3 separate regions of the Mus musculus genome follow, and all the other regions are linked to region 2. Evidence: chromatin loops called from intact Hi-C (ENCODE). Cell type or tissue: heart. All regions are shown on one strand. Region 1 holds the start of Rps6ka5 (ribosomal protein S6 kinase, polypeptide 5). Region 2 holds the start of Nrde2 (nrde-2 necessary for RNA interference, domain containing). Region 3 overlaps Dglucy (D-glutamate cyclase).

What was found. Hi-C counts contacts between places; a loop is a spot of excess contacts. Peaks named below come from ENCODE experiments on the same cell type or tissue, not always from the same donor. Only the 100,000 strongest peaks of a DNase experiment are listed, where the experiment ranks them.
Region 1: it touches region 2 in a loop (2.2-fold over the local background); 3 of 42 quality-filtered maps call a loop at or near these places.
Region 3: it touches region 2 in a loop (4-fold over the local background); 17 of 42 quality-filtered maps call a loop at or near these places.

What each region holds. Positions count from the first base shown.
Region 1 is chr12:100,721,412-100,729,411 of GRCm38, forward strand. Rps6ka5 (ribosomal protein S6 kinase, polypeptide 5) reads right to left here and starts at 3,709. Exons shown (of 17, transcript NM_001330702.1): 1 at 3,370-3,709. The coding sequence starts at 3,469. In heart, CTCF peaks have their summits at 3,357 (motif pointing right) and 3,558; DNase peaks (open chromatin) are centred at 3,790 and 7,900; H3K4me3 peaks cover 2,137 bases; H3K27ac peaks cover 1,756 bases.
Region 2 is chr12:100,156,096-100,164,095 of GRCm38, forward strand. Nrde2 (nrde-2 necessary for RNA interference, domain containing) reads right to left here and starts at 3,558. Exons shown (of 14, transcript NM_001290303.1): 1 at 3,445-3,558. The coding sequence starts at 3,508. In heart, a CTCF peak has its summit at 3,502; a DNase peak (open chromatin) is centred at 3,616; H3K4me3 peaks cover 1,644 bases; H3K27ac peaks cover 1,510 bases.
Region 3 is chr12:100,837,696-100,845,695 of GRCm38, forward strand. Dglucy (D-glutamate cyclase) reads left to right here. Exons shown (of 13, transcript NM_145448.5): 4 at 805-1,003; 5 at 3,676-3,826; 6 at 4,948-5,070; 7 at 7,035-7,235. Among named protein-coding and RNA genes, the nearest start is that of Gm36572, 52 kb to the right of the region's middle. In heart, CTCF peaks have their summits at 3,718 (motif pointing left) and 3,919; DNase peaks (open chromatin) are centred at 1,726, 2,436 and 3,756.

The DNA of each region.
Region 1 (8,000 bases), 570 kb after region 2:
GTGTCTGTAGAACTTTAATCCTGTCCATTTTCTACCTCCTGGGAGGAACCTGGACAGCAGTGAAAAAAACTTGGCATATGGACTAGGAGAGATTTAAGACACAGGAGCGGCAATGCGAGTGTCTGGTGCTAGTGATTCCTCAGCCTTCCCAGTGGAGAAGCCACGTTATTAACCACAGCATGTAAGACAGCACTCAGTATATAAGAGGTGACAAAATATTTGTTGAATAAACGAGTGGGTAAAATAATTTCCATTTTTCCACTAGTGTTCAACAAAGTTACATCTGACTATTTAAAGGCTAATGGCTTTAATCTTTCTTTTGTTGCATTTATACATTTTATTTATATTATTATACTTAAGAAATAATATATCCTGATTATTAGTTTATATGGTCTCTTCCTTTACAGTTGGACACAGAATATTTTCTTTGGTATCTTCAATACCAGAAAACAGAAAATACTCAAGAATTTATGTTTAATTGATTTGCTTAATCTTGAATTCTGTACTCTTCAGCTTTTATAGCCGCTGCCATCAATTTATCAAGACCTGACATCTGCAAACCTTGCCCTTATTTTTCATCCAAAACTGAATTCACTCAACAAATATCTGAACATCTACCACACGCCACAGGCTACAAATAGACAAAAAAAGTCTCTGCCCTCAAGGGCCTTACTTACTACCTGACACAGACAGACTGTGTGTTTGGGGACATGGATGTCTGGGGTGCATGTATGAGTGTATGAGCACACACATGCCACCACATCCATCCTTACCTTCCATTTTGTTTAAGACAGGGCTCTTTTGTTCTTCAGCACTGTGTGTACCAAGCTAGCTGACGTACAAGCTTCCAGAGACTCTTCTGTCTTTTCCAGCTCTCACGGTGCCATACAAGCACTGGGATGACAGATACACACTACTAAACCAGCTTCTGTGTAGGCCCAAAGGATTCAAACTCAGGACTTCACACTACATGGCAAGTACTCTATCCCAAAGAGCCATCTTTTCAACCCCAGGCAAATGAATTATTGTACTACTGTGTGTTGTGATGGGCAAGATAAATACAAGCTATTCAATAGCAACACAGATTACAAGGAGTTTACACTCTGCTTGAGAAGGCAAAGACACATATGATAATGCTAACCACCCAATGACTTAGTTCGTTTCCCAGCTACACTAGATTAATTCGTATGTTTTACAATAAGATCTGATTGTGGAATTATTTTTTAAATTTTCATTCAATAAATATTTCCTACTATGTGCCAAGTAACCTGATTAACATTTTTCCAGTAGTGTCTCATTCAATGTCCACATTTTACAGATGAAAGGAGTAAGCCTGAAAGAATGCAGTGATTTCCCAAGTCTATACACCCAGCTAAGTGGCAGAGCTAGTATTCATCATCACGTCTTCCAACTCCATGTCCGGGTATGCCATACTATTCAGTCTCCATAATGGAGCCATTTCCACGCCCTTATACTGGGTTTCTAATTCAATTATCATTTGTCCTATGGTATTCAATATAGCCACCAGCTACCACACTGCTCTAGCTCCTATCAGAGCAACATGTGCTAAGAGGAGCCCAGCTGGCTGGTGACGGAGGAGTTACTCTTTCAAGTTATATTTTAACAGTGTTTTTGACCATTACATCTGATCAGTTGTCCACGTGCTTAGCAATACATTTAAATGGCCGTTCCTGTCCTTTTTACTACATTACTAGTGAGTTCAGTGCAGTCTCGTCATCCATCAGAAGAATTTCTAAATGCAAACTTGATGATTCACACACAGTTAGTTGACAAAGGGAAATAAAACAGCGCTCATTGTTTTCTACAGAGTTAGCATTGTTTGCAAAATCCAGAAACTGAGCAGTTGGCTGACTACTAACAAGTAGGTTGCCCCTTGGTCTTTGAGCAAAAGACTGCTTGCTGTATCATGATCAATGGCTGAGCATAGAAGACTTCAAGCAGCATTTGTTGTACTGTATGATTCCACACACTTACAGCAAGGAATCATTATGTAAGATGGGGGGGAGGTGGACCAAAATCCTTACTCTAGAAAATGTGACACTGCTCCTGGTGTAAACTGGGCATTAACACTACATACATGTATACTGAGAAAAATGGCTTAAAATCCCGTTGAAAACATCACTTTTTGATAACATTTGGAGTGAAGATCTCAACCAAGGGAATCTACACTGTTTATGTGAGGAATTCAAAAATACTATGGAATAACTGGGTCAGGATACATTATAGAGTCAGAACCATCAAAACTGCAGTGCTTATACTGATAAATGAGAAGGCATGAATTTACATCTTATACTAAGTCATAAGACTGGCACCAAAGATACTAATGGGCAATCAAGAATTGTGGGTTGTAGTTAACTTTATCCATCTGTTTCAATCTGTTCCAAACAGCAGCAAGGTGGACCCGCTTTCTACCTGAAACCTGCCATTTGCCATTTGTGTCTACTTAATATAATGTGCCAAAGACTTAAGTGTCAAAAATCTTAAAACCACTGACACTAATAACTATCGATCCACTCTAACACATTCTCCATGCAGAAATGATAGTGTAAGGGGAGACCTGACTCCATGGGGCTGGGGAGACCCAAACTTTACCAATTGGTCCAGATAAGAATTTTCCAAAACAAACCCCGGAATTACACAATGAAAAAGCAAAAGTAAAAAGCTTAGCACACGGAGCTTTACTGATCTCCAGCACAGGGGATGCAAGCACTTAAGTCGCCTAGTGAAGCCTTTCACCCAAAACTTTACATTTATAGAGGCTGCTTGCCAAAAGACCTGGCAAATTTCAGAGAGTATAGTACTTCACGATAACTCTGAGAGAAAGGACTTAATTCCAGAGGACCACGAAGCCTTTTTCCTTCACCAGAGACTAACCGAGAACCAATACCCCTCTCGCAGGATCGCTGTCCCTTAGGGATGGTACAGACATACATACACACACAAACACACACACTCCCCTCACACCTGAACCATCCCAGGCAGAGGTGCAGGGTAAAGTGAGTTCAAGCTTCAAGCTCCATCACACACAGCTCCACACAGCTCACCTCTTGAGGGAAAGAGTACCTTTCCCTCGAGACAGCGTGTAGTGACAGATATGTCACCTATGCAGGAAAGGGGGCATAAAGGCATCTTCCCAGGCTGGGTCGGAAACTGGGGGCCCAGCAGGAGCAAACTTTCCTCTCCGTGCCCAGAGCCTCCCAGGACCCCCGGACTATTCCCCGCCCGCGAAGCCCCGCCCCGGGCCCGTCCCCCCCAGCCCGCGCCCCTTTTGGCCTGTGCGCGCACCCATGCCGGCTCTCAGGCGCGCCTCCGCGGCTGGCCCGGCCAGCAGAGGGCGGGGTCGCTCACCGGTCCGCAGCTCGTGCTTGACAGTAAGGAGCTGCTCGCCGCCGTCGCCGCTGTCCCCGCTGGTGCCCGCGCCGCCGCTGCCGCCGCCCTCCCCCTCCATCTTCACCCTCTTTCCGATCGCGCGGGTCGCTCTTAGGGGAACCTGATGGGACAGCAGACGCCCCGTCTCTCCACAGCTCCAGGAGCCGAGCTGCCGCAGCGCCACAACTCCGACACTGAGGCGAGTCTCTTTCCCGCTCTGGCCGTGCAGCTCCTCCGCCTCCTCCCCTCAGCGGGCACCGCTAGTACGGCACAACCCCGCGCCCTGCGCCTCCACCTCCTCCTCCAGGCCGCTCCTCCCACAGCCAGCCCAGGAGACAGCCCTGAGCCACCAGCGCTATTGGGCGCAGCGCGCGCGCGTCTGCCAGCGCCCGTTCCCATTGGGCGGCTAGTCCTGACGTTTCAGGAGCCGCCCCGCCCCGCTGCTCGAATTGTTGTTGCTTGGCGGGGAGGCAGGAGAGGGAGGAGCGCGAACGCTCCGATTGGCAAGACCCACGGAATGCCCCACCTACTCGCTTTGGTGCGCACGCGCAGGCAGGCCTTCCCTCTCCTGACCTCCCCAGAATGGTCACACCCCTTATTCCCAGCTTCGATCTGTTAGTAAACAGTATCTAGTAGTCAGGAGGCGCTCCGGACCTCTGATTGGCTACTGCGGAAAGAGGCGGGGAAAGACGATTGGACCGCTTGGTCCGCCAATCACAGTGGACAAAGGAGGGTCCTGGAGGGAAGCACTTGTCACCCACGTGTTTGCGCTCGCGCGCGTCTGAGGGTCCTAGGGAACGGCCCACAAATGTGTGACTGTCTGGAAGATGGCATGTCTTCGAATGATACTATTCTCTGTAGCACTAAATAAATTAAATGAATTTTGTGTTTAAATACAGGTAGGAGCCGGCAAGATGGTTCCGTGGGTAAAAGTGCTTGCGGCCAGACGTGGACAACCACAGTGCAGTTCCCATATAATGAAAAAGAACTAACATGTTGACCTCCGACCTCCACACAAGCTTTAATTAAGGGCATGTATCGCTCACACAAGGCAAAACTAAATTACGTTTAAAAATTAAATACAGGTAGCTCCTATACACAAAAAGTCAAGGTTCTGGCTCCGGATGAGAAATCTGAAATAATAACTTGTGGAGGTGGGGAGTGTAGCTCAGCCTAGCCTTGACCCCCTGGTACGTCTAGCACCACCTCCCAGTGCTGGAATTCGCAGTATGTGCCACCATGCCTTGCTTATGACATGCGGGAGATTGAACTCTCCAGCTTTATGAATGCTAGGCGAGCAGTCTACCAGTTAAACTACATCCTCATCCCAATTTTTCATGTTTAAGAAACTCAAAGAGTGTGGTGAATCATAAAATAAGATTCAATTTCTGCTCCTGAAAAGCTATTAACGGAACTCGAGAGATGGGCAACTTGTATACAGGCACAGGAAACTATAAAGAATTTAAACAAAACTGTGAACCAGTATTAAGCATTAGAGAATGGCACAGATGGCAACGATTATTCTCAAGGCTTTTAGGGCAAGGAGAAAATCTGGATAGCCAATTTAAAGGGCAAGTAAGACAAAACTGGAGACATTTCACACAGAGGTAAGCTGTGAGCCTAGGTCTAGAGGAGATCAAATGCTGGTGACCTAAGTAACAGGTAGGCTAAATGAAGTGTAAGGGAAACAGCTGTATAGGAAAGATGAGTGTATCTTTATTTTCCTTCTTGGAAAAAAAAAAACAAAAAAACAAAACAAACAAACAAAAAAAAAAACCAAAACAAAAAAACCCAAAACAAAACAAAAACACCTGACAGAAGCATTCTAAAGAAAGAACAGGTGTGGTGGCACTGACCTTTAATCCCAGCACTCAGGAGGCAGAGGCAGGCAGATCTCTGTGAATTCAAAGCCAGCCTTGTCTACATATCGAGTTCTAGGATAGTCAGGGCTACACAGAGAAACCTTTTCTTAAAAACACTCAAAAGAGAAAAAAGAAAGACCTGGGCAGGGTCGGGGAGTGACTTACATTTTAAGGATAGAGTGTATCATGGAGGCGGGAAGATGGAGGAACAGGAGACCACTTGGTCAAGTTGTGTCTGTGGTCAGAAGCAGACAGCGCTAAACTGTGGTACTCAGCAGTCTCCTTTCTATTAAATCCAGGACACCCAGCACAGCTAGGGTGGATCTTCCCTGTTAAGCCTCCCTGGAGATGCCATTAAAGAGACACCCACAGGTGTGTCTCCCAGGTGGTTCCAAATCCGGGCAAACTGAGAATGAAGATGAACCGTGTCCTTAAGACAATGAGGGATCGTAAATGTTACACTGAGGCACAGAAGTTATTTAGTAATGAAGTCCCCTACACTAGTTAGAACAGCAAAGTCACTCTCTTATAACTTGTCGAATCCCATGAGGCTGACGGGAAGAGAGGACTCACTGGGAAAGAATGTATTGCAAGTGTAGCACTGACAGCTTAATTTCTGTAGCGGAAGTAGGTGATAATGAGAAAAGAAAAGACGAGCATAAACAATGCAAAAATGATCTTCTAAATTGCACATGGATTAGATGAAGAATGGGCAAACTATCTTCCTGTTAGAGGACAGATAGCAAATCCAAGGCTGTGTGAGCCGTAGACTCTCATTTATAACTACTCAATTTTTCTGGAAAGTGGTCAATAGAAAACAGAAAGACAATAACAAATGGCTGTGTTCCCCTAAGATGTCTTAATGGATATTGGAATTTGAATTTCACATGCCATAATATATTATTGTTTTAATATCTTTTCAAACATTGAAATATGCAAAACCCATCCTTAGCTCATGGGCCTTTAAAAAGTAGAAAGTGGTCTATATTTGGTAGTCTCCATAGTTGGCAGATTTTTGTACCAAAGTACCTGAAGGGGCTGGAGAGATGGATCAGCCGTGAAGAGCACTGATTGCTCTTCCGAAGGTCCTGAGTTCAAATCCCAGCAACCACATGGTGGCTCACAAACATCCTAAATGAGATCTGATGTCCTATTCTGTAGCAAGCTGGCCCGAGGCTTACAAGGACCCGGTACCGTACACCGGGGAAGCAGGCTGGAGCTGAAAGAGAGAAACTAGCCGGTCGAGAGAAATAATGGAGCCAAGATGATTCCCTGTTCAAGGCTCAGTGTTTATTAGCAGTCTGCGCTGTTTTGTTGCCAAGTTGTTAGCACTAGTCCGCCAGAGCAGAGCCATTAGCAGTAAGTCGCCAATTTCACAGGTAGTCAGCTACCTCAAGAACCTCTCCGGAAGACATGTTCAGCCTCTCAGCAGGTAGCAGAATCTCAGGGCAATTGTCACTTCAAAAGAAGCCAGCCAAGTCCGAAAGCAGCACTGCAGGTGGCCCCACCTCAGTGTTGACAAGGTCTGTACAGCTTCAGGCTGGGGGAGGCTACACTATTCTGAGGTATCTGAAGACAGCTACAATGTACTTACATATAATAAATAAATCAAGAAAGAAAGAAGGAAAGAAAGGAAGGAAGGAAGGAGGAAGGAAGGAAGGAAGGAAGGAAGTAAGGAAGGAAGGAAGGAAGGAAGGAAGAAAGAAAGAAGGGAGGGAGGGAGGGAGGAAGAAAGGAAGGGAGGAAGGAAGGAAGGAAGGAAGGAAGAAAGAAAGGAAAGAAAGAAAGAAAGAAAGAAAGAAAGAAAGAAAGAAAGAAGGAAGAAAGAAAGAAAGAAAGAAGGGAGGGAGGGAGGGAGGGAGGAAGAAAGGAAGGGAGGAAGGAAGGAAGAAAGAAAGGAAAGAAAGAAAGAAAGAAAGAAAGAAAGGAAGGAAGAAAGAAAGAAAGAAAGGAAGAAAGGAAGAGAGAGAGAAAAAGAGAGAGTGGAGACATCTAGGTGCCCCCATTAGATCGGTGCCCCACAGCTCCCTGGGTGAACCTGCCTGGCATGCCTGTTCTGCTACACTGTGACTTCATACTTAGCAGCGCTATGCAGAGCTGATCAACAGCTGTGTGCAATTGTTCATTTGTTCGTGCAACAACTTTCATTCCCATTATGTGCCAATTACTGTGGTAGGTGTCAAGGGCACAGTGCACACAAGACAGATGCCATCCTTGTTCCTTATTGAGATTACAGTTTAGGAATGGAAATAAATTCTAGGTGATTCTACATAAAGAAACTGCAAGCTTTTCATTTTGCTCACACTGAAAATGTATATCAACGTGCTATAATGGGATGCATCAGGAGTGCCTGTTTAGGTTAGAGTTGCTGGAAAGCCTTTGTATGGAAGTATTTTTTTTTTTTATTCAGAATCTTTAAAGATGCATAAGATTAACCAGAACTTTGAAAAAAAAAAAAACTGTCCTAATGCGCGCCAATCTCATTTCCTCTTCTTGGGCAAACAGGAAGAACTTTTTTCTTTTTTCAGTCCTTTTGTAGCTTGGTTCTTATGACAGTTGGCCAGTGGGCAGACACGGCCAGACACTTTCAAAACTAGCCAAGTCACCCCATGCGCGGTTGCAGTTTCCCACACTAGCTTTTGCCTTCTGCAGCAACCACGAAAGCTTCCCCTCCTCCCGCCCCGCTCTACACACCTCTCTCATTTTGTTGTTGAGACAGGGTCTCACTCTATAGCTGTGGCTCTCCTG
Region 2 (8,000 bases):
CAATTTTTAGTGACACAGAATCCTGGACAGAAATATCTAACATTAAATGACATTTTATTCATCAGATTGCTAAGTCCTTTTCTTTTTCTTTTTTCTTTTTTGCTTTGATATTAGTTTGAAGTTACAAATGCTTGTGAGCTGCCATGTGGGTGTGCTAGGAATTGAACCTGGGTCCTCTGGAAGAGCAATCAGTGCTTTTAACTGATGAACCATCTCTCCAGGCTACCAAGTCCCTTTCAGTGGTTACTTACAACCTCCTAACTTAGAGAGCCTGACAGAAATCAAGTCTGTACTTATTACCACTAAGCAGGGTGCTGTGTGTGTGTGTGTGTGTGTGTGCACTTACATCACTAAGGAGGGTGTAGTACATATGTACTTTCATCACTATGCAGGGTGTCATATATTATATGTGTACTCGAATCACTAAGCAGGTAGACTATACTACAGAAAGGAACAGCAGGAAAGCAAGCAGCTGGAGCCTGAGAGGGATCTGGAAGACCCAACCTCTGGGGATCAGCACAGAAATCTCAGGTTAGCAACTGCTGAGAGCCTGGCACCGTACTTCACACACCCATGCATATGAGAAAGGAAAAGAGGGAAATAACCTCCTCAACGCCACGTCACGTGCTGCCCACCCACTGCCGGGATATAGAGCACCTACACACACCTTCAGAGAAATCTGACAGAGGTAAGCTAACAGCCCATCACCGAGGACTCACTGACATACCTCTGTGGTGAGCTTACTAAGACACTTTACTAACCCTCCATCTCCACTGAAAAGGCCTGCGTTCAGTTCCACCAAAGGCAGAGGGGCAAGCCAGCATGAATAAGCTTCTAAACTAGGTAACTTTATAAGTGGGTATCACATCCAAGTTCAATATCCATTTCTGTACCTTGTCCTAACAATGTAGCCCTGGCTTCTAGTCTGTTTAAGTGAACTCAGAGATGAGGGGCCACTCCTCCAGGGGTAAATCATTCAAACAGCATTTCCAAGGCTGATGGTAAAAATGAGTTAGCAATCACATTAATGAAGATATTTGTTCTCTTGAGAATAAGCCGTTCATTTTGATTAGGACTGCCATTTTCTGATTGCTGGAAGCTCGAACTCACTTGTACAAAAAGCACCAGCAAACACAGGTAAGAATGGCATTCAAGGTGTCGACGTTTTCCTGGGAGTTGATCTACCCCATGAAGCAGCCCAGGAACTGCGAAGATGTTTAAATCACAAGATTCCCAACCCTGTCATAAAAAATTATAATGCAAGTTCTAGAGTCAGAAGAAACTCTTTGAGTCTCTTTTGCTCATTCAAGGTGATTACACACTGGAGGCTAATCTGGGTCCCAGTGAGACCCTGTCACAAGAATATAAAAAACATCACTGCAAAATTATCAGATGAAGGTGTAATGGCATGGTTGGAAAGACGGGTCAGTGATTAAGCACACTGGTTGTTCTTCAAAGGACCAAGGTTTGATTTCCAGCATCTACATGGAGGCTCACAACCATCTTAACTCTAATCCCAGGGGATCTGATGCCCAACACGGACCCCCTTAATATCACTGAAATCAAAGATTGGACCCTCCTGATAGGACTTAATATTTGTGCAGCACTCCAAACAAGCTACCCTCAACAACAAAAAGTATATAGCTAGATCTTATCGGCTCTTTAAATCTAATTATCAGTTCCCAGGAAATAATGGGATGGATAAATAAAGGAGCAAGTTACAGGAAGATTTAGCGGGAAACATCTTCAGGATGGATAACCAGCTTCCTCAACAAATATATCACCTGAGAAAATACAAGAGCAGAGAAACTGTTTCATACTCAAGGGGACCTACGGGTACATGCAGAAAATGCAGTGTGCCTGGACATGGGAGCACTTGCCTTTAATCCCAACACTAGGAAGGCAGATCTCTGTGGGTTTCTGGCCAACTCTCTGTCTTAGTCAGGGTCTCTAGTCCTGCACAGACATGACCGAGAAGCAAGCTGGGAAGGAAAGGGTTTATTCAGCTTACACTTCCACACTGCTGTTCATCACCAAGGAAGTCAGGACTGGAACTCAAGCAGGTCAGGAAGCAGGAGCTGATGCAGAGGCCATGGAGGGATGTTTCTTACTGGCTTGCTCAGCTTGCTCTCTTATAGAACTCAAGACTACCAGCCCAGGGATGGCACCACCCACAATGGATCCTCCCACCCTTGATCACTAACTGAGAAAATGCCTTACAGCTGGATCTCATGGAGGCCTTTCCTCAAGGGAGGCTCCATTCTCTGTGATAACTCCAGCTTGTGTCAAGTTGACACACAAAACCAGCCAGTACACCCCCTCTCTCAGAGAGAGAGAGAGAGAGAAGACAGAGAGAAAAGGAAGACAGAGAGAAAGAAGAGAGAGAAAGGAGAGAGAGAGAGAATTCTGACTTCTTTTGGATCCCTATAAGCAAACCAACCGTAAAGAAAGCTGAACAGTAACTCATAGTTAAATAATATATAGTTAATTTTCTTAACTATATTTTGTTTTGGTTTGGTCTTTTTTGAGATTAGGGTCTCTCTATGTTGTGGCCCAGGCTGTCCAAGAATTCACTACGTAGATCAAGCTGAGCTTGAATTCAGAGATCCACCTGCCTCTGCCTCCCAAGTGCTGAAATTAATGGTGTATGCCACCACTGCCAGCCCTTCAACTTGACCGTACACTTTCAGTATTAGATGTATTTTCTGCATTTACCTGCCATGGTTAACTTCATTATAGCTGACACTTGTCTTAGCATTTAAAATACGCACCCAGTTCTCTAATCCCATGCTTCTCTTCCACAGCCCCTTGAAGGTCCCTGAATTCTTATCTATACAAATCATATCCTCTTGAAGACCATTCCAAAATTCTGAACGTTTCATTTTTATGGTTGACTGTGGCTCATCTATGACATTTGTAGCATACTACCTTATACTGATTTGTTGCTGTTGTTACTTAGTTTCGTTCATGCAACAGGTTGCATTATCAATCCTGACACACTTATTGAATACGTCTATATTTTGGGCCTGTGTTTCTAATAAGTGTGCTACAATGAATAGACAGTCTCGGAATTTGTTGACGGTTACAATTTAGTAAGGAAAAATCAGAATTACGCCAACCACAATTGCAAGTATTTTAAGAGGGTTTCTTTTGCAATGGAGTTGTATCATTGCAGCTTCTAGGAGAATGAAGTCCAAAAATACGGTAATGTTAGCGCCAGACATCATCGTAGGCTTAGTTTCCCCTCCGCTTACTTGACCACCGTAGCGCCTGAAAGAGCCTCTGGCCCTACACTTCAGACAAGACCCAGAAGGCTTTGCAGCGCCGCGGAGAACTCTGGGATACAGGTGGATAAACAAAGCAAAGAAAAAAGGCCATGACCCAGGCCCGAAAATCTGCCATTAATTTAATGGATGTCTTTTTCGACTCTTTTGGGGTGCTTACCTTTCCTGAATGCCCCATCACCGGAGGCCTCACTTACGTCCGCAAAAGCCGGGAACAGCGCCATGATCACAGGCCGCACTACCACTCCTGCCTCAGAAATGGCGCCGTCTGGAGAGCTCTGGTTGGAGGACGGTGACTCGCGAGGCACTCTGGGAAATGTAGTTCTTCCTGCACTCTTTAAGGCTTAACTCCTGGGCAAGGCGGTGCGGAGACCCAAAGGGTAGAGAGGGGAGGAGGGAAGAGGGTGAGATTGAGGAAGAACAGTTTCCTTGTAGTTAGTGCCCTCCGGCTTCACTGAACAATGGACAAGCAGGAACCGGAAGAGGAAGTTGGGAGGGGGGAAGGTGTGGAAACTGGAATTCAGCTCCTCTGGTAAAAGCACATTGCCTCCTTTAAACTGGATCAAAGTAATCAAATTCTGTAAGATTCATTTTCCTCCTCTGCAAGATTGTGTGTGTGAGTGTATGTATACGTACACATATACATGTACAAATTGCAATTGTTTCACCCATAAGAAGCATTTAAAAGGTGGCTTTAAACTGGGTGTGGGGGCAAACCCCTTTTAAGTCCCAACACTCAGTGGTAGAGGCAAGTGGATCTCTGTGAGTTCGACACCAGCTGGTCTACATAGTAATTTCCATGAGAGTCAGAACTGTATAGAGACGATGTCTCAAAAAAAGCCAATAAAAAGAAAGAAAAGAAATGAAAAATTAGCTTCTATGTGAGATGTGACAAGTTCCACGGCAAAATGTAAGTGATCCAAATATAAGTTGTCATTTTAAATACCCTAGGAATACAGAAGAGTACAAAGTCCCAATAAGATAAAGGTCTTTGACAATAAATGCATATACTTACCTATAAAGTATTTTTGAGATTCCCCTACCAAAAAAAAAAAAAAGGTTGGGTGCAGGAGCCAATGAAATGGCTTAAATAATAAAGGTACTACCAAGCAAGCATGGATACCTGAGTTTCATCCAGGCTCCACAAAGTTGTCTTCTGACCTCCAAGTGCACAGGGCACCACAATAAAATAAAGTTTAGAAAAAAAAAAAAGCTAAACCCAGAGATGTGACTAATCATCTAAACAAAGGAATGGATGGAAACCTATCCAAGCAGCTCCGTGTACCATGTAAACTGTGTGTACCATGTAAACTGTGTGTGTCCAAAATAAATGTCCAAGTTTTCAGGTCCCTAAAAGTACTTGGAAAAAGGAGGCCAGTAGAATCCACTTGTCTTCAACTGTAAATCTCAAGTTCCGCCAAACCTGACAGGAAGTTATCTCAGTTGATTAAATCAATATCTGCATCAGGGCACGATGATGCTCACCTTTAATCTCAGCACTCTGGAGTCAGAGGCACTGGCACTCACTCTGTGAGTTTGAGGCCAGTCTGATCAACAAAGCAAGTTTCAGGACAGCCAGGGCTACACTGAGAAATCCTGTCTGTCTTAGTTAGGGTTTTACTGCTTTGAACAGACACCATGACCAAAGCAAGTCTTATAAAAAACAACATTTAATTGGGGCTGGCTTACAGGTTTAGAGGTTCAGTCCATTATCATCAAGGTGAGAGCATGGCAGTATCCAGGCAGGCATGGCACAGGAGGAGCTGAGAGTTCTATGCCTTCATCCAAAGGCTGCTAGTGGAAGACTGACTTCCAGCAACTAGGGTGAGGATCTTATGCCCACACCCACAGTGACACACCCATTCCAACCAGGTCAAACCTATTCCAACAAGGCCACACCTTCAGATGGTGCCACTCCCTGGTCCAAGGATATACAAACTATCACACTGTCTCAAAACAAAACAGAAAACAAAACTAACTAAAATGGTTACAGTCTTTCCCCAATGTTTCATCTCTTTCTATTCCAGAAAAATAAGAATTAAATGTGAAAGGCTTCAAAAAAATTTTGAAAGCCATGATAATGTATTGATAACAAGGAATCTTGCTGTAGTGGATATTTGTGTATTTACAAACATGTAAGAGACTTTTCGTAAGCAATTCATAAGGACAACTTAATATATAATCAAGTTACTGATACAGATTTCTAAAGTTTTGTTTTCTGGGAGGATTTTTACTTTTTTAAAATTTGTGTGTGTGTACGTGTGTGTGTGTCATTATGCTTATGTGGCAGGAGCTGATGGCCACTGAGACATCTCACCTGCCCTGTCTTTTGGTTTTAGTTTTGTTTTTGTTTTGGTTTTTTTTTTTTTTTGTTTTGTTTTTAGATAGATCTCAGTATGTAGTACAGGCTCAGACTCTTTATCCTCTTGCCTTTCTCTCAATTAAAACAAAACTTCACTTTTAGTGTAACATACGAGTAAATTTTGCAAAGGTTTAGCAGACACAGACATTTGTATGGAGTGTGTAGCTTTCACCCTAACAAATGTTGAAAAAACAGATTCTCTATGTAGCCTAGGCTGTCCTGGAACTCTCTGTGTAGATCAGGCTGGCCTCAAACTCACAGAGATCTGCCAGTCTCTGCTTCGCAAGTGTTGAGATTAAAGATATGTACCATAATGCCCAGTACATTTTGAAAACGTACAGAATTAATTTTCAGTGTAGCTGCCGCAGAGGCTGGAAATCCTGCTTGGTCTCCAATGTTTCTATGTGATCCTTTCCTGAAAAGCTGTGCTGACCTTTGGTTTAAATGATCAACGTTCGAGTGGTAAAGGCCAGTGCTTAAGAATACTTGCTGCTCTTACAGAGGACTTGGGTTGTTATTTTTGGGGTTTTTTTTTGTTTTGTTTTGTCTTGTTTTTGTTTTTGAGACAGGGTTTCTCTTTATAGCCCTGGCTGTCCTGGAACTCACTTTGTAGACCAGGCTGGCCTCGAACTCAGAAATCCGCCTGCCTCTGCCTCCTGAGTGCTGGGATTAAAGGCGTGTGCCACCACGCCTGGCAGGGTTGTTATTTTTTTTCAACATTTGTAAGGGTGAAAACTACGTGCTCCACACAAATGGGCATAGGACTAAATTTGCTATGGCTGTGATTGCCAGACCTTTACAAAATTTGCTACTAGGTTAAACTAAACGTTACGTATTGAACTAGACCTGGTGGCGCACACCTTTAATCCCAGCACTTGAAAGGCAGAGGCAAGTGGATCTCGAAGTTGAAGGCCAGCCTGGTTCTGCAGAGTGAATTCCAGGACAGCCAGGGCTACTTGGAGAAACCCTGTCTCAAGAAAATAGGAAAGTTTTGAATATTCTTTTCTGCCTAGAAAACCCATCACAAAGGACGTGAGAACCACTGACTTCACTGATCCTTACTCTAGCTTCCACGTGTAAACTCTGGGTATTTCCAGGGCGGGTGCCAGGGATTTCTCAACATAAACCAGAAATGGTTTCAGATCACCGATTGGCTCTATGGATATATGGCTAAGGGAAGAAGTGCGGTAGTTATTGTTATCAAGACCTCTGAAACCCATGACATCACATAGGTGACAGCGAGACCCCCATACCTGTTGCCAAGGCAGCAGCCACCATATTCACAGAATCCACTTGGCTCACCTCCCACCTTTACCTGTGACTATGTCACCATGCATATATAGAGAAAGGCCCCTCTGATCTCTCGATCTCTCTCTCTCTCCTTCCCTCCCCCCCCCTTCTCTTTCCACTGCCACTTTGCCCTTCTCTCTCTCAATAAACCTCACGTGGAACTGTTTGGCCTGGTGTGGTCTTTCTGGAGCTGGGAGACGATCACAACACTAGTAGCCACCCAGTGTGCGTGCAGAGTACAATGGCCCAGAAGATGAGGAAACTCAGCCAAGCAGAGAAAAAAAAGGAAAGGCCAGGTTCGAGTTGAAGAAGACCCCAGTGGTTTTGAACTGCTACTTCTTGATGCCCCTGGAACCCAGCCTCACTTCTGTGTGTTTGCTATAGAAAACCACCGAATATACTTATTTTTCCCATTTGGGGAATCAAATTCAAGTTCACTTTCTATCACTGCAACCCAAGGGTCTTAGAAACAGAACAAGTGAGTAAATTTCCACATGCTGGGTCATGGTCCCAGAATCTGGTCCTGTTCCCGGTCAGTTGGAATGATGACCTCTAAGCTGGTCTACTCAGGCTAGGCCAAAATCAGACTCCCTTTCATCTTTCTGCAAAAAAGAATCCACACTAACTCAGGGAAACTGGAGGAACAGGTCTATCTGCCCACTCCATCCTAAGGAATTTTTTGTTGGTCCCTATGAAGAAAACAAAAATATGCCCTTGGGAAACCAGAGCTAACAGCAAGAAAATAAAGGTCTGGATCTGTTTCAGCATGTGGAGGGGAGTGGGGGCAGGTTGAGGGTGGAGGGGAGTGGGGGCAGGTTAGGGGTGGAGGGGAGTGGGGGCAGGTTGGGGGTGGAGGGGAGTGGGGGCAGGTTGGGGGTGGAGGGGAGTGGGGGCAGGTTGGGGGTGGAGGGGAGTGGGGGCAGGTTGGGGGTGGAGGAGATTTTGCTTCTTACCTAATTTGTTTTCTTTGGAAGCAGTGTGTGTGTGTGTGTGTGTGTGTGTGTGTTTGGTGGGGGGTGGGTCTAAGATTGAAAAGTTGTGGGTTTTTTTTTTTTATTCAGATT
Region 3 (8,000 bases), 680 kb after region 2:
ATCCCTACAACCCATCCCCTGGCACATGGCTGGAAAGGAGGAATAACCCAGCAATGATTTGGGGTGAACAGGGTTGAGGCTCGTACCACATAAGGCTTTCAGCCTCATGGGAGAGGACACCAAAGTTTCTCTGGGTCCAACAGCATCTCCCTGTTGCAGAAAGTCCACCATTGTTTTATTCTTGTGGGTCTGACTGGTCTCACATTGAGGTTCAGGAAATGGGATGGGGTGGGACCCACAGGTTATGCTATGCACACATTGATTCAGTGGTTCTGGTTTGGTCATGCTTCAGGAACACCAGCAAAGCCCCGACTTGAAAACCAAGCGCTCCCCAGTGTAGAGAGCTCTAGACGTGTCAGTATCAGAGAGTCCCTCCTCTGCCTTTTTCTCCTCCTCCTCCTCCTCCTTCTTTTAAAGATTTATTTATTTAATGTATATGAGTACACTGTAGCTGTCTTCAGATACACCAGAAGAGGACGTCAGCTCACATTGCAGATGGTTGTGAGCCACCATGTGGTTGCTGGGAATTGAACTCAGAATCTTTGGAAGAGCAGTCAGTGCTCTTAACCACTCTCCAGCCCCTCTCTGACCTTCTAATAAACACAGTATTGGCCGAGTGGGCACGGTGGTACACCCTGTGGAGGCAGAGGCAGATGAATCTCCATGAGTTTGGAGTCAGCCCAGTCTACAGAGCAAGTTCCAGAATAGCCAGGGCTGTTACATAAAGAAACCCTGTCTCTAAAAACAAAAACAAAAACAAAAAAAGCGCCTCAGGGGCCTGTGAGCACTTCTTTGTGTCCCTAGGACCATCTGTCCACAGTTGCAGAAATACAAGTTTGGCACCTGCACAGGCATCCTGACCTCACTGGAAGAGCACTCAGAACAACTAAAAGAAATGGTGACCTTCATCATAGACTGCAGCTTCTCCATAGAAGAGGCCTTGGAGCAGGCAGGGATCCCCAGAAGAGACCTAACAGGTCCCAGCCATGCAGGAGCATACAAGGTAAGGCCATGCCCCTGGGCAAAACAGCTTGAAAATGTGGATGGACTCTGTAGTTTCCGATGGTGGAGAGAATGTTGGTTCAGGGATCAGAAGCCCTAAGGTCAGCCCTAGCTCAGTCGCCCTCCCAGGTAAAACCATTACCCTCTGAGTCAGTCTCTCTCCCACCTGCCTCTGATATGGCTGTGCAATGTCAATCAAAGTCATTTGGACATTTGGAGAGAGAGAGAGGGCATGTATATATGAATGTATGTTCAGGCTAAAGGTCAACTAGTACTCTTCGGGAGCAGAACACATTGTTTTCTGCTAAGTTACACTTATTTGGGGAAGGGGTGATTTTGGTAGTGCAATGTTTGTGTGGAGATTGGATGGCAACTTATGGAAATCAGTTCTCTCCTTCTGCCTCTGCCTCGTGGGGCTTGGGAATCAAATTCAAGTCACCAGGCACGGCAGCAAGTGCCTTTATCTGATGAGTCTTTTCACTGGCCCCACCGTGGAGTTGGAGACAAGACCTCTTACTGGGATTCACTGATTAAGGGTAGGCTCTCTGCCAGAGAGCCCTGGGGATGCTCTTGTCTCTATCTCCCAGTGCTAGAATTACAAGCACAGGGTGTCACCATGGCCAGTTTTGATGTGAGCACAGAGTGTTAACGGCAGAAGGGTGGCCTCTCCTGGGACACGCCTGCTGTTAGGGACTGTCCCTGTGGCCGAGTTGATGCACTTCTCTTCCTGCTGAAACCAGTCACGTGGGGAAGAGTGGCGCCCTTCCTCCTCTGCCTCCTTCCCAGATGCTGTTGGGACAAGTCTGAGCACTCTGGCTGATCAGCAGTCTCCAGGCCTCCCTGTGCACAAGACCAGCCTCCAGACTTCCCTGCTCACAGTGGCTGGACTTTTTTCATCTTGAGCGCTGTTTGTCACAGTGTCCCTCCCCACTTTGACTCCTGCCAAAGAGGCTTGGACTGCGTCAGGTCCCTGCAGTTCTGTAGTAACCTTCGAGGCACAAAAGATTGGGTTGATGAGATTGGCTATACAGAGAAACCCTGTCTCGAAAAAACCAAAAAAAAAAAAAAAAAAAAAAAAAAGCTTTGTACAGAGGCACAGACGTCCATATATGTTCACCAAAGCCTGTCAATTATCCATGACACGTCACTGCCCCCTCTCCCCACAGCTGCCATACAGTTTTGTCTGTAACAACTCACCCCACTGCCCTTAGGCCCTGAGAGAGATGGCTCTTACAGCCACCTTGAATTTGACTGATGGCCTGGATAGATGGCCCATCCTAAACAGAGGTGTCTCAGTCCCCAGGAGCCCTGCCTGGCTTTGTGAGTGGCCTACATGTGCCTTTGCTCTGTCCCAGGTGCTGTCATACAGACACTGGGCTGGCAGCACAGCAGAGCCTCATCTTACAGTTGCCAGGGTGGTAACAGCCAGTTAAGTGGCAGCCAAGGTCGTCCCAGGGGATCCTGATCCTGGCTGCGTTCTAAGCCTGTCGTAAGCCCCACTGCAGGGGGAGAAGTATACCACCAGTGAAAGTCACCCAGGTCGCCCTGTGCAGAATCTTGGAAGGGAAGACCGGGGCATCCAGGGACAGGCTCATCCTGTGGGATCTAGAAGTAAATCAGGCAGCCGATGTTCCTGGCGCTGTTTGCTTGCTTTTGCCTGATTCTGTCAGAACTTCGCAGCTTCTTGAGGTCCATGGAGAAAGAACATTTAGAGACCCATGAGACTGGGCGAGGAAATTGTTTTTTGGTTTTTTGGGGTGTTTTGTTTTGTTTTGATTTTGAGACAGGGTTTCTCTGTAGCCCTGGCTGTCCTGGAACTCACTCTGTAGACCAGGCTGGCCTTGAACTCAGAAATCTGCCTGCCTCTGTCTCCCAAGTGCTGGGATTAAAGTCGTGAGCCACCATGCCCGCCACTGGGTGGGAAAATTGTGTGTGTGTGTGTGTGTGTGTGTGTGTGTGTGTGTGTGTTATAAACCTCGGCTGAAAGTTAGCATTTCCTTTGGTTCTGACTGTTGGCCACAAAGGGCTGTTGGATCAATATGTCCTGGAATGCTGAGGATGATAAAGTATCTCACAAATAGCATAACACAGTACAGTTCTTGAGAGTTTCAAAACACCCTGTATACTGATACTCCAGTAACAGATCTGCCATTCTGTCCTCCTAGCTGTTAGTGGGAAAGTATAATATTCTTTCTGGGGCTCTGGTAACTACATCTGGACATCAGAAATAGTAGTGGTTTCCTTTGGAACATTTGATTCTCTTCTCTTCCCGTCACCTTTTTGCTGCCCCGTCTGTGTGTTTGTTTTAAGGCAGTCTCTCACTGTGTTACCAGAATCACCTTAAAACTTTCCTTGCAGTCAAGGCTCAAACTCCCCATCTCCTTAGCCTCCCAGGTGCTGGGACAACAGGCAACACACCATCCTGAATTTTCTTTTATGTGGTGAAAACATTATTCTGTCCAGCTTAGATGTGTGCCAGACTGCCAAAGTGATGTTGACAGATTAATAAAGAAAAAAATGAATAAGGCTCCCCCCTCCTGCACCCTAGTTTTGAGTCTCTCACTGTCAACCAGGCTGCAACAGCTCCCTGGATCTCTTGCTTCTTGGACTGGAAGTGTTGCGGCTTTAATTTGAGTTGATTCCTGTATTTTCCCCCTATATTTTCACTATCAGACAACAGTGCCCTGTGCCACCATTGCTGGCTTCTGCTGCCCTCTGGTGGTCACAATGAGACCCATTCCCAAGGACAAGCTGGAAAGGCTGTTGCAGGCCACTCACGCCATAAGAGGACAGCAAGGACAACCCATTCACATCGGTGACCCAGGTCAGTGTCCACCCAACATGGGCCTGAAAAGCACACAGGGGCTTGTGCTGTTCTTATGGGGAGGGTCTCAAGGGTGAGGGACTGGGGTGAAACCCAGAAGTCCAGTACTGGGTGCTCTCAGGCTTAAGGCAGCACTGTGCCACACTAGGGGGCCTCATCTTGAGGACTTGTGATGCACACTCAACTCCTATGAGTATCATGTGATCACCACTGGCCTTGGGGATTGGAGGGTCACAGTGGGACTCTTTGTTTCAGGTGTTATCCACAACCATGCACACCACACCTCTCTCTCTCTCTCTCTCTCTCTCTCTCTCTCTCACACACACACACACCATAACATTATTAAATAAAACTCAAATTTGCATTCTGACTGAATGTCATGAGATCTCTTGGAGCTCTCAGAGGGACTGAGGAGAGAGAACTTGGGGTTGGCCCAGAGTGAGAGCCAGGGTCTGTGGACTTGAACTTGCTCAGCTTCGTAGTCAACAGAATTACTAAAGACCTGACATTCTATGAAAATACTATCAGCACTATTGGTCTTCCTCACCTAAAATAGTCTCAGGGTCACCCAGAAGATATCTGCCGACTTGTCTTATCAGTGGGGATAAACTAGGCCCAACGCATCCATCTTTGGCATTCTGGTCCGCACTGTCAACAGCATGTAGATGCTGCTGCTCAGGGCTGGGGCTGCTGGAACAATAACAGAGGTTACAGCTATGTAACTTGATCAGTCTGCATCAAGATGAACACACACACACACAAAGCTGGCTCTGTTAGGACTCTGTGCTACGAGGCTAGTATTGAGCTAAGCACACTGTAAACTCCCTCCAGAAACCACATCATACGGTTTGAGATGTCAGGCCTGATGGTACCAGACAGCGGGGGCCCTAAGTTACAGAACACCCTGATCTGTTAAAACTTCAACTCTGAGCCATCTTTACCTCCTCCTCTTCCTCCTGTCCTTCCTCTTCTTTCTCCTTTTCTAAGATCAATTCTACAACTAGCACTTGTGGGGAGAAAGATACATAGAGTACTTAGTGCCCCCATGTGGGTGGTACCAATCTGAGGAATCCTGGGTTTGGTTTTGGGTGTTTTGTTTTGTTTTGTTTTCCCACCTGCAGGTCTTTTGGGAATTGAGGCACTTTCCAAACCTGACTACGGGAGTTATGTGGAGTGTCGGCCCGAGGATGTCCCTGTGTTCTGGCCATCTCCGCTGACCAGTCTGGAAGCAGTCATCAGCTGCAGTATGTTGGTAACAAGGGCGGAGCTTCCTCAGTTGCAGCCCAATGGGTCCGGAGTTCTTGAAAGCACAGGTTTACAGATCAAGCAAGGACTTAAAAATAAACCCATAAAACCCAGGCCTAGAGTTGGGGCTATAGCTCAGTAGTAGAGCACTTCCCCAGAGTGCTCAAAGGTCTGAGCCCTAGCACTGGGAAACAAACACAAATGTAAGCTAAGAGTCTACGGTGTCTTTCCTGCTCAGTTCAATCCCCTGCTGAGGAGCCAACACACCCAGTCTTTAGCTCAAGAACCCTTGGACCAAATGCTTTCCCACCTGCTGAAGCTTTGCGGCTTGCTCTCATGAAGGAGCCAAGCTGAGGAGCCTCATGTCTTTTTGGAAATTGGTAGGGCCTTCAAAGCAAAGGATGAAGCCTAGAAACACAGTTGAATTTTACAACAATGTTGTCTCTCAGTATCTGCTGAGGTCCATTCCCAGGACCCCTCAATACCAAGACCTAGCTTCTCCCAGAAGATTATGTAGTTCCCAAACTCACTCCCTTCCTCCTGCATACGTGAACTCATTCCTGGAGTGAGGTTCAGTCCATTATCATCAAAGTGGGAACATGGCAGCATCCCGGAAGGCATGATGCAGGAGGAACTGAGAGTTCTACATCTTTATCTGAAGGCTGCTAGCAGAATACTGACTTTCAGGCAGCTTGGACTAGGGTATTAAAGCCCACGCCCACAGTGGCACATTTACTCCAACAAGGCCACACCTCCTAACAATGTCACTCCCTGATCCAAGTATATACAAACCGTCACATCCCTAAAGCTGGAGAGAATAAAGCCTTCTGCCACCTCCTGAACCTGCTGCTCTGTGTGTACCTGGCTTTCAAAGGATCACTTTTTTAGGTGTTGTCTGAGACACTGAAAAAAAAAGAAAGAATTAAAAAAAAAAAAAAAGGAAACCATTTCTCAATTAATAGTTGTTCCCTTTCTGGGTCCATGCAAAGTCCATGCATCGATCAATAGATGCTCCTTTTGAATGTTGGCTGACTCTGGCTATTAAACCCAAGAAATGTTACAGTTTCTGAATTTCTGTGAAAAGCAGGATAGCATTTCCTCATCTCACCAGTTGAAGAATGCGCAAGGCATTATGTGAAGTTCTGAGGTAAAGAAACAATGTTCGGATACCCCCTCCCCTGGTGAGAAGCACACAGCTGAAGTACTCAAATATAAATCTATACCAGGGAATGCAGAAGACAGAGGTTCAATCTACTCAGCAGTAAGCACCTAGAGGCCAGGCAGGAGGGCAAAGAGAAGACGCAGTGCCTGGCTCTATGATGCAAACCACTGCTGAGGACTTCTATACCCAGCGCTTCGCTCCACGTGTACCTGCACTCCCCTGATCCATGTTGATACAACCAGACAAGGCGTGGCCATTATTTTATAGCATGAGAGGCATGGGTAGAAAGGCGTAAAGTCACACCTGAGACTCGACTGCATCCTTCATGATGCAGCCACTTCTGAGAACGATGCTAGTGTACAGCTTAGGGCTCTAATCTAGCGGGGAAGTGGAGGGGTTAAGAAAAATATAAATGCTGTGAGAAAACAGAGATTGCATACACAGAGGGTGCCCAGTCTAACATCAGCTACCAGGTCAAGCGAGAGGCTTCATGCGCTGAGAGTTCAGACCGTGCTTTCTGACATCCGTAACTGTGATGGACAGAATCTCTCAGCGCTCATGCTTCAGCTGTGGCTGGACCTTACTTTTTACCGTATACACCTTCCTAAGAGGTGGGGGCGATTGTTTAAATAGAACTCGGTCTACCCATATGCCAGCTCACTCTGACCATGGTGCCAGCATACAGCCTGGCTAATTCTGTTGACAGGGTTGGTACCAGGGTCATCTTTCTAATGTGGACAGAGTGAAAATGGATTGGACTTGACAGGGTGACGTCACAGCCCCTTCTGTTGTGTGTTGCAGAGGCTCCATTGGCTTTCGCCAGCCCTCCAGGCTGCATGGTGATGGTCCCGAAGGACACAGCGTCTTCAGCCAGTTGTCTGACTCCTGAGATGGTTCCAGAAGTCCATGCCATTTCCAAAGACCCTTTGCATTACAGCATAGTGTCAGCCCCTGCTGCTCAAAAGGTCAGAGAGCTAGAGTCCACAATTGCCGTAGACCCAGGTGAGAAACAAGGTATTCAAGGCTGGGGAGCAGTGGGTGGAGTGGAGTTCAGAACCCCATATCCCAGGCAAAAATTCAGGCATGGTAGCATACATCTGAAATCTCAGTATAGGGTGTGTGTGTGTGTGTGTGTGTGTGTGTGTGTGTGTGTGTGTATGTATGTGTGTAGACAGGGAGATCTCCAGTGCTTATTGGCCACCCAGCTTATCCAAATCAATGAGGTCCAGGTTCAGTGAAAGATTTGTCTCAAAAAATAAGAATTGAGAAAGGCAAGATGCCCATTGTCTGAGCTATTCAACAGTACAGTTGTTTAAAATGCTTACACAGGGCCTACAGATGTCTGAGCTGATAAAGGTACTGGCAGCCAAGACTAATAACCAGAGCCCCATCCTCAGGACCCACATACTGAAAGGAGAGGACACTTCTATAAGATGTCCTCTGACTCCATGTGCATAGCATGACATGTGTGAGCTCTCACACACACATACATGTACATTTTTAAACTTATATATACATGTATATATATGTGGTGTGTGTGTGTGTATGTATGTGTGTGTATATATATACATGTATATACACACACATATATACATTTTTAAACCTATATATGTATATTATGTGCATGTATATATGTGTATATGTATATATGTATGCATATATATGTGTATACACACACACACATACATATATATGCATGTTTTTAACAGTGTGCATCAGGATTCAGGAGAAGACATAAGACTACTTTTTATCTGGGGATCCCAGTGT